Regions from separate parts of the Homo sapiens genome. Here region 1 is linked to region 2. A link is a contact called in ENCODE Hi-C data. All regions are on one chromosome and are shown on one strand. Each heading gives the region's core, a stretch centred on a gene start or an enhancer-like site at or near the end of the contact. The rest is flanking DNA. Distances are from core to core; before and after follow the strand shown. Region 1 overlaps SLC9A7 (solute carrier family 9 member A7). Region 2 has its middle 34 kb from the start of MIR221.

Evidence for each region. A loop is a pair of places that touch in the nucleus more often than their neighbours do. Pooled maps may share reads with other maps.
Region 1: a pooled map shows a loop between it and region 2 (10-fold over the local background). The contact joins two enhancer-like sites. A Hi-C loop is called at or near these places in 2 of 37 single-sample maps with no recorded cell type and 6 of 50 pooled maps.

Annotation. Positions count from the first base shown.
Region 1 is chrX:46,712,169-46,717,323 of GRCh38, reverse strand. The region is part of intron 1 of SLC9A7 (solute carrier family 9 member A7); the gene reads left to right. Among named protein-coding and RNA genes, the nearest start is that of SLC9A7, 44 kb to the left of the region's middle. RefSeq lists an enhancer at 3,080-3,179. Within about 2 kb of position 3,628, at least 3 of the 41 ENCODE cell types and tissues checked have a DNase peak (open chromatin) inside an H3K27ac peak, as active enhancers do.
Region 2 is chrX:45,709,237-45,714,399 of GRCh38, reverse strand. No RefSeq gene overlaps it. Among named protein-coding and RNA genes, the nearest start is that of MIR221, 34 kb to the left of the region's middle. RefSeq lists an enhancer at 4,179-4,278. Within about 2 kb of position 3,884, at least 6 of the 41 ENCODE cell types and tissues checked have a DNase peak (open chromatin) inside an H3K27ac peak, as active enhancers do.

The DNA of each region.
Region 1 (5,155 bases), core at 2,379-4,878, 1.0 Mb before region 2:
ATTTTCTCTTAAAAACTTCAAAACACTTTATTACACAAATACAAGAAAAATTAACACAAGTATCAGGGTGATTTTTGTGGTACAATGTGGCATTTCTAATCACCTGACCTTTGGTATAATTAGTATGTATAATGTATCTGTCCATCTTATAGAACTCAGAGCACCTTTTGAGTATTTTCCAGGAATATGTAACACAATTTCAACTTTGGTTTTTATGACATAGTTCTTGTCTGCAATGCTGATTACTTACTCAAGAATGGGACACCCCCTTCCCAATTATTTCACAATTTCTTTAGGAAAATGCGGTTATTCTGGTGGATGCGTGTTGCCATAACTCATGAGACCAGGTGTCCACAATGGAGAAGTAGGGCTAGGATTTTTTGTTTCATTTCTGTCCTGGGCAGCCTTTATCGTTTTGGTCAGAGTTCTGGCTTTATCCAGAAGCCAAGTGACTTCAGTACAAGGTGGTTTCCCCTTCCCCAAACAGCAGGGAACTAGAATCAGAAACAGGAAAAAATAAATAAATAAAAAGAAACACATTATGATCAAAATAGCTTCAAATAAGGTTTTAAAGCCACTTGGGTACTATTTGCCTATTGATATCAGAATCGTCCCTTCTTGTTTGGGTATAAATCAGTTAGATCTCCAATTTGCTAATGGTTACAATGGATATTTTAAACCAGAAGAGTCAGTACATTTATGATAGCCATAGAGTCTGCATGATTCTATATTTAAAGTGTTTTAGGGGGTGAGTGAGTGGGAATTTGAGAACAGACTTGGGCAAGGAAATTCCTTCCCCTCTGTGCTTTTGTAGCACCTGTGTCTGTTGCAGCATTTGTGCTGTGTGCTAGAGCTTCTGGTCTTACTGAAGAGGATCCTGCCTAAGTCGTCTCAGGGTTCATAGCATCCAGTGGCTGAATGTTTATTGAATTAAGGCAGGCAATAGGGATTCCTTTCTTGGTTTATCAATGTTTGTTTCTTCTCTTTTTAATAAAGAAACTGGCTGGTTTCTATTTGCGTGCTCAAAATAAGCATATCTTTACCAAGTCAGAGCCCTCTAAGGCCCTGCAAATTCTCACCTTACCACTTATCCCCTTAATGATATATCATGCATCTAGGTTTATGCATCTGAGCATTGGACTGGGATCTAGAAGTCTCAGGTCTGAGTCACTCCTTCAGTCTTCAGTACCCATCTTCACTTGAGCAGACCACTTAATATCTCTAGACTTCAACATCTTGATTTATAAAATAAGATTACTATTATAAGTCAGGGGCTGTCTATATGTGCACTGCCTGCCTTAAGGACTTTTGCCAGAAATAAAATTAAGTAATGTACAGATGTTCCTTGACTTATGATGGAGTTATGTCCTGATAAAGCCATCATAAGTTTAAAATATTGCAATTTGAAAATGCATTTAATGCACCTTACCTACCAAACATCATAGCTTAGCCCAGCTGACCGAAAATGTGCTCAGAACACTTACATTAGCCTGCAATTGGGCAATATCATCTAACACAATGCCTGTTTCATAATAAAGTGTTGAATAGCTCATAATTTATTGAATACCATACTGAAAGTGAAAACAGAATGGTTGTATGGATACTCAAAGTTCAGTTTCTACTGAATGTGTATCGCTTTTGCACCATCTTAAAGGGGAAAAATTGTAAGTCAATTCTAAGTCAGAGGGCATGTATAAGGCTTCTCAAGACTGAAAAATACACTCTGTGCGACATTTGTCATTTTCAACTAACCGAGAATGAGGGCACATTCGCAAAAATTTGATTAGATTCAGAATTTAACCTTATACCACTGGACTCATATTTTTGGGATCAGTGAATCATAATGTAGTTATTAACAATTTTGTGACCATTTCCAGGAACTAACTGTAACTGAGCCATTACAAAGAAAAAGCTGTTCAGTTATAGGGACCCAAAAATATACCAAATCAGTCAAGTGTTTATTGAATGCCTACTGTATGCCTGTTACTGTGCTATTCCACATGTGAAATAGAAAAGAAATCTTACCTATAGGTCTGATCCTCAAGGAATTTACAGTCTAGTTAGGGAGGGAATAATTTAAGAACTGGACTAATCTGTGATATAAATAAATACTTTAAAAATTCTTTAAAAATTATTTTTAGGATACTTATTGAGAGAAATGAGATATCAATGTGAGTAAGGAGCTTGGGTAGGGTCTTAAAGAGTTGAAATTAAACCTGGGAACATAATCCAAGTGGAAAGGAATTTTGTCAAGATGGAATAATTTAATCTAGCGCAATGTCTGATATATAGTACATGCTCAATAAGTATTAATTTGCTTGATGAATGAATCTCTTTCAACAAATTTATCTTCTAGTTTGCCAGTTCTCTCTTTACTGTGTCTAGTCTGCTGTTGAACTTGAAAATGAAATAAAAATGCTAAGGTCATGTTTTTCTTTTCCAGGATTTCTATTGGTTCTTTCTAAACTCACAATCCTCTACTCCACACTACACTCCTTAACCCTTTCCCTGCCTTATTTTTAGCCATAGCACCTACCGTATTCTAACATACCATGTAATCTACTTATTTTGTTTCTTATGTTTCTTCCCTTATTAGAAATATAACGAAGTCCAGAAAAGCAGGAATTTGTATTTGTTTCGTTCACTGACATATATCTCCAAACACTAGAACAGTGCCTGGGACATAGTAGGATCTCAAAAAATATTTGTCGGGGATCTCAAAAAATATTTGTCGGGGATCTCAAAAAATATATGTGTTGTCCATAAGTATGGAGGCAATAGTGAAACCTGCCAAATTAGATTGGGGTGGAGATGAGGTCCTTGTAGAGTCCAGTAGGAAATAAAATTTGGGGAGGGGCTTCATTATGGCCAGATTATATAGAGCATCCTGTGTTGAGGGGAGGTTTGGGGCTTCAACGTAGTAGGCATGTATATTATTTACAAAGCTGAGCCAAATATCCATAATTTACTTGTCATCTGGGAGACATCAGGAAATAGCAGAAAGAACTCTGGCTTTGGAATTGGAAGTATGCAAGTTGGAATCCTACTTCTACAGTTTACCAGCTATGTGGTCTTAGGGCAGTTACTTACTCTTGAAGATCCAGTTTTTTTTTTTAACTGTAAAGTGGTGTTAATAATCCCTACCTCATAAAGTTGTGGTGAAAATTAAGAGATAATATTGTAAGTAAAACCCCTAATACAAAGTGGGTGCCCAGTAAGTAGTTCTTAGACTACACTGACTGATTTGAAACTATTAGCATACTAAAATGTACTTTTTCTGTTTGGGGCACATTACTTAGAGTAGTAGGAAGAAGCAGAAAACATTGAGTATAGTATATTGAGGTAGAGTATTGTAACTGTGGTTTAGGAAAAATAACTACCAACTGTGAGTAAAAATGAAAAGGAAGATACTATATTTGGGTGTTTTACAGTCACGAAAAAAAAAAACCCACAGAAATAACTAGTATCTTTTCACTTCTCCAAAACGTTTTGAAACCTTGAGTTAATTAAGAAGGGAGAGGAAAATCCCCTAATAATACTAGAGTCACTAATAGTGTGGTCTCTGAAAGTACCGAACCACAGGGAAGTCACCGGGTTCTGGAGGAGATCAGCTTTCCTGGAGTGGTCCAGTCCTCATGGATATTCTCTTCTGGGTAGGACCTGCATGTTGACATGAACCTAGGGCACTAACTTGACCCTCCGCAGAAAAAACTTTCAATGTTAAGTCCTCTGCTTGCTAAAGGTCACCCAAGAATATTTCTCCTGGAGAAGCCTTGTGCATTTTCTTTTCTTTTCTTTTGTCTTTTTTTTTTAATTTTTTTTGAGATGGAGTTGTACTCTTGTTGCCCAGGCTGGAGTGCAATGGTGTGATCTCAGCCCACTGCAACCTCCACCTCCCGGGTTCAAGCGATTCTTCTGGCTCAGCCTCCCAAGTAGCTGGGATTACAGGCGCCCGCCACCATGCCCAGCTAGTTTTTTGTATTTTTAGTAGAGACAGGGTTTCACCATGTTGGCCAGGCTGGTCTTGAACTCCTGAGCTCAGATGATCCACCCGCCTCAGGCTCCCAAAGTGCTGGGATTACAGGCATGAGCCACCATGCCCAGCCTGCCTTGTGCATTTTCTATATAACTGGTTGTTAAAGATGTTATCCTTTTTTGCTAATTGACCCATGGATAAGGGGCCATCTGACAGCTTTGAGAATTTAGGATTAAGCAAACATTTATTTCTCTTAACTGGTTATTCCCTCTTATCAGATTATGAGAATTAAATAGCACACAATGCTTCCTTTTTGTTTCAGTTATCAAGAAACTCAGAGCACCATGTAATGCTTGATTACAATAACAAAAAGTCTAGGAGGACCATAAATTTACTTCCTCCTTGTATGCTATAGTTCAGTACTGTCGTTTTCTATTTTAAGTGGCTTGCTGTGTAGAGCATCTTAAAGGCTTTACAAAATAGCCTGAGTATACCTAATTTGGCATTTGACTAATTTAACATTTCCCCAGATGTGACTCAAACATTTTGTAAATGTAGTGAATTTAAAAGACCCAGGTGTCTAGCAGTAGGGACATGGTTTAATAAACTGTGGCATATTAATACACTGCATTTAGAATTTTTATCTTAAATTCTAAAGCAAATCTGTCACTGAGCCCTTATACAAGACTCAGTGCACAATGTATAACTGAACAGCAGTGAACATGAATGAATTTATGTTTCAACGTGAGTAACTGATATGGTTTGGATATTATTTGTCCCCTCCAAATCTCATGTTGAAATGTGACCTCTCATGTTGGAGGTGGGCCTGGTTGGAGGTGTTTTGATTAATGGGGGTGGATCCCTCATAAATGGCTTGGTGCCATCCCTGCCACTAATGAGTGAGTTCTTGATCTGTTAGTTCAGGTGGGATCTGGTTGTTTAAAGAACCTGGCATCTCCCCACTCTCTCACTTGCTCCCTCTCTTCATGTGACATGCTGGCTCCCCTTCGCCTTCCACCATGGTTATAAGCAGCCTGAGGCCCGCCTCAGAGACAGATGTGGACACTGTGCTTCCTGTACAGCCTGCAGAACCATGAGCCAAATAAACCTCTTTTCTTTATAAATTACCCAGTCTCAGGTATTTGTTTATAGAAATGCAAATAGACTAACACAGTAACC
Region 2 (5,163 bases), core at 2,635-5,134:
CTCTTCAGTTACTATTCTTCAGAAACTTCTAGACTTGCAAACACAACCCTGAGAGGAGAGACTGTTGTCATCCATCTGAGAATATTTGGAAGGTACCTGATAAGGTAGAAGCTGATCTTCAAAGAGTTTAGAAATTCTTGGCAAGTGGAGCCTGTCCTGGAAGTTGGGGCTTTCTGTCTTCTGGGAAATGAGTGCCTGAAAACAATGGTGGATGGGCAACTACAGGTTATGTCTACAGATGTCCAGTGCGAGGCTTCTGCAATGAATCCTTTGACTGAAATGCACAGAATGCTCAATGGAGTAAAAGCCTTGAGTCTTTTGTATCCAAAATTCACTGTGTGGAACAACGAATCACCTTAAGGATGTGGTATGAAGGGTTAGGGAGAAGAAGCTCACACTCAAAAGACCACCACCCTTGTTCCAAACCTCTACTGATCCCTGAACTTCTACTACCAGTCATTCTCTACTTTCCCACTTTTTGGAATTTATGGAAGAAAAAAAAGGTGTTGCCACCAGGCTGTGGATTAATTGATCATATTGACTCCCTAGTTAATTTCTGGGCCATTGGTTGGGAAAAGAGAATGCAAGGAGCCCAAAAAAACTACCTAATCTACAGTTTTGCTTACTTATTATACGGCCTGATGAAACATTACCTTAGAAGTGAGAATGCCTTACAATACACTAGTTTTTGGTGGCCATTTTATTGGATATTTACTATGTGCCAGGTTTTGTACTAAGCATTTCATAAGCACTATTCTTATAAAAGAACCTGAGAGATGGGTAGTATGACTATTTTACAGATAAGGAAACTAAGAGTCCCTGAGGTTAAATGATTTAACCAAGGTCACTGAGACCCAAACCTAGGTTTGTGTAACTCCACTGTCCGATTCTGCTTAGACTTTTGTTATATCTTTAACCAGCTGTCTTAGTCAACTTGAACTGCTATAACAGAATACCACAGACTGGGTGGCTTAAACAACAAACACTTACTTTCTCACACTTCTCAAGGCTGAAAGTCCAATATCAGGGTGCCAGCGTGGATGGGTTCTGGTTAGGGCTCTCTTCCTGGGTTGCAGAAGACTACCTTCTTATTGTATCTTCAGATGGTTAAGAGAGGGATCTCAATTTCATATCTCGTCTTATACGGGCACTAATCCCATTCACAAGGGCTCCACCCCCCCCCAATACCTAATTACCTCCCAAAGACCCCTCTTCCAAATACCATCCCACTGGGGAGTAGGGCTTCAATGTATGATTTTGGTGGGGCCACACTAAGTTCATAGCATCAGTCATAATAATATTTTTCTTCATACTTAAAAATGTGGCTCCCCCTCAAATAGCTTTTAGATGATTTTCCACTAGTGTTTATGGGTTTGCATGCATCCATCCTCACTGTTTGACTCAGTCTCCACTGGGGCCAGCTTTTGCCCACTCTCACTTGTATATACCTCTTGCTTCATCCAAACTAAAATATTCCATGTTCCCATACACGCCCCATGCTTTTCATTGTGTTTCCTTTTGCAAAAGTAGAAACATAGGGGTGGAGGGTAGAAAGAGCTGCATAGTGTTCATCTTTTGCTCAGTGTTGAGGCAGGAAGAAGCTGAAGACATTGTTTTAAGGAGGGCTGTATCAGACATGAGAAACATGACACAGCCTCATTTCCATGTGTATGACCATGGAGGGCAAAAGGCCATTCTCCACAGTTCTCTGTAGTATCAATAAGGCTTCAATCCCAGAGGTCAGAAGGGACCATGACACCATCATGGTCTCCATTGTAGCAGCTTTGCGGACACGGAGAAAAGCACCTAGGAAGGTACACTGTACTCACAGAGAAGGTGGTGGTCTGCAGAGTGGGCATGACTGAAGTGCTGTCCCTCTCAAAACATTGGATAAAGACCAGAATGGAAGAAAAAGAGAGTACAGTACGGAAACACAGATTAAACTCTCTGTAAGATCCTGGAAGTAACTAGAATGATTTGGGAGGGGGCCACTTTTGGTGCTGAGGCCCAACATTATCCAGAGTTGTCAAAGAAATCTGAGTTATCCCCATTCTGTGACCTCACCCTCATTCATACAACCAGCTGGTGGGGATTGGGCAAGATTGAGTTCATTTATTTGGGAAACATGTCTCATATACCTAATATGTGCCAGACACTGCAAAGCTCTGAAGATCCAAAGATAAGGCTCAGTCCCTGCCCTCTCAGGGCTTACATCATGGTAACAAGTCTACTTCTTATGTCCACGGAGGCTTTGCACTGTATATCTCTTAGACTTTTGTCCCAGGGTTGCCACCAGTGGCCACAGAGATTGTTTTCTACACAGAGATTTTGATGTGAATGGCAACCCCTATAGTTGTATATTGCATAGCCTGCACAACCTGCACAACTGCACATGGTGGCCCTGTTTGCCCAAATAATTTCCCCCTAAAATACCTTCCCCTGCAACTCTGCCTTCCAAATTTTTCCAGACGCATCTCTGATCTGAACTCCTCTTTCCATCCTGGCCTTACCACAACCCCCAAGGCATTCCTTTTTCCTCAGACCTCCTTTGATATTTTCTGCCTGTAGAGGTAAACTGAAAATTAAACAGGGCCTCCATGGACCCTTTCTTGTTTTGAGTTTTTTAACTATTAGTTTAGCCTTGTGTTTGTTTAGCTTTTTGCCAACCTGACTCTTATCTCCCTGCATGGTTTTTGGTAGTAAGGGTAAGAACTGTGTCCTATCCATCTTTGTGTCTCCCCAAAAGGCTTTGCACATAATTGAAATTCAATAGGACAAAAGAAGAAAGTGGTATTTAAAATGAGAGACCTTTCAAAGAGTGAAAGATGCCAGTTGAAATGGAGTGTTTGTGACAAAAATCTTCAGTCAATACGTTTTTCAAATTCTTTCAGTGTTGACTCTCAAATATTTATGCTAATGACAACCAGGAAAAGCACAGATATTGGAAATGTACCAAACCAAGACTAATTCTGGCCAACTCATTCTTTTCATCAAAACTTCTGTAAGAGTATCTAACAAGAAAAGGTTCAGGCACCACTGACCTCTCGCAACTCTCCCTCAAGGGAGTCAAGCTCAATTCATGCCTCAGGTTCAAACCATTCGTGGGAGGTCCAAAGCGTGGCGATCTGAGGGTACAAGAGAGAGGGAGGAAGATGGAGGGAGAAAGTGAAAAGGCAAAGGATCTGAAAATGAAAGAAAACATATATCAGTTGTTTACACAGAGCTTGGATTTAGAATCTTTAGATCAGCTAAGGTCATTTCCAATTAATTACTTACGTGATTTTATTCTTATAAAGAACGGCTACTTTTTCCACAAAAGGAAAGGAAGGAAGAAAAGAAAGAATGGAAAGAATGGAAAGAAAGAAAGAAAGAAAGAAAGAAAGAAAGAAAGAAAGAAAGAAAGAAAGAAAGGAGGGAGAGAGAGAGAGAAAAGAAAGAAAGAAAGAAAAAAGGAAAGAGAGAGAGGGAGAGAGGGAGGGAGAAAGGAGAGAGGAGGTGGAGAGATGGGGGAGAGAGACAGAGCGCAATCAAAAGGGTAGGGCAAAAGGGAGCTCTCCAAAAAGACCATTATTTGCCTTTTTGGTATTTTATTGAAGTTCAATATGGTTTAATTGACACAGGAGTCTGGAATGCTCTGAAACTGTGACTAAGGGGACAGCCTCTCTGGGTAATTTAAGCTTCCTTTCTCATTCATAACCTCAACCACAAGGTTGAACTGGCACCCTGTTCTTTTTGAATTTCATGAGTAAAAAATGCACTGAAAACCATTACTCTAGCCAGAATGAGTGCTGCTTCCTCCTGATCCACTTACTGACAAATAGTACATCCTAAACCAGGTAGCTGACTAAGTCCTTAGTCACAGAAACAGAAGTTCTTCATCCGATCAGCCTTTTCCTCTCCCCGTTGGCCAGGCTGCCCCATCTGCTCTGAGACACTGGAGCCCCTTGAGTAAATTAGAAACCCAACTTCAGGGCAGTGAGTTACAAGCAGAAAAACCCCAGCATCCTGTACACTCTGACAGTAGCACCACACAAGGACATTTAGGAAAGAAAATGCAAATAGCTTGACATAAACTAAGAATTAGCAGCCTCTGTGGTCTGATACTAGGGAGTCTGGGAAGGCCCTAATGTCACCCCCACCATCACCACCACAGGGCTGTGGCCTTCTGGAGTAAAGCTCTTATCCTTCCTCAAAGGTCAAGTGATTAAGGCCTCTACCACTTTATTACTCACATCTTCATGTGAATGCATAAACTGAAAGGCATGGACAGGGAGAGAGAGAGAGAGGAACAATGTGGGTTAGAGGGTACATTTCAAACCCCAAATCAGAAGTCTTGAAGTGCAGGGTACCTTTGGGAAAGTGATTTCATTTCTCTGGGCACCATCTTCACGCGAAAGTTGATCTAGCTAGATAATTTTTACATCTGTCTCTCTTCCTTCCTGTCTTCCATTCTCTTTCTTTTCCTTTCTTCTTGTCTACGAGTATTTATTGAGCCCCTACTATGTGCTACACTTTGTTCTAGGCATTGTGAATATCACTGTAAACAAAATAGGCTAAGTCTGCATCCCATGTAGCTTACATTCTCATAGGGGAAACATAATAAGCAAAGAAATACATAATGCAGATAATTCTCACTTTGCATTGTTTTGATATGCATGAATTTTGATTACCATGGTTTATTTAACACCAGGTTCCCAACAAAACAGTTCAAATTTTAGTCACCACAGCATATTAATTGTGAGTAACTGCTGCAAATTTCACTGCTAGCTCTCCAGGCCACAAATGGCTATGTAAGTGACAAATGTTCATCATAATCAGTGACCAATCGCATTACTTCTTTCAAAATCATTCAGTGATTGGTCACTGTGCATCTGTTACTCAGTTCACACAAGGAAAGCAAAGCCTGTAGCTGTGTTGCCTCTTTGTCTCCCAGTGGTAGAGAGATACTTTAGGCAAAATAATTGAACTTCTAAAGTACTACTACTGTTGGATAACACTCCAGGTCAACCTGATTCTCTTAAATGGAAATGTGAAAATTTGCTTTTTACACCCAACACAACCTCATTAATCCATCCAATGGACCACGCAGTTATTTCAAATTTGAAAGCCTATTAGATGTACTTTCAGACAGACTAGGAATGCTCTAACTAGAAATCATGCCAT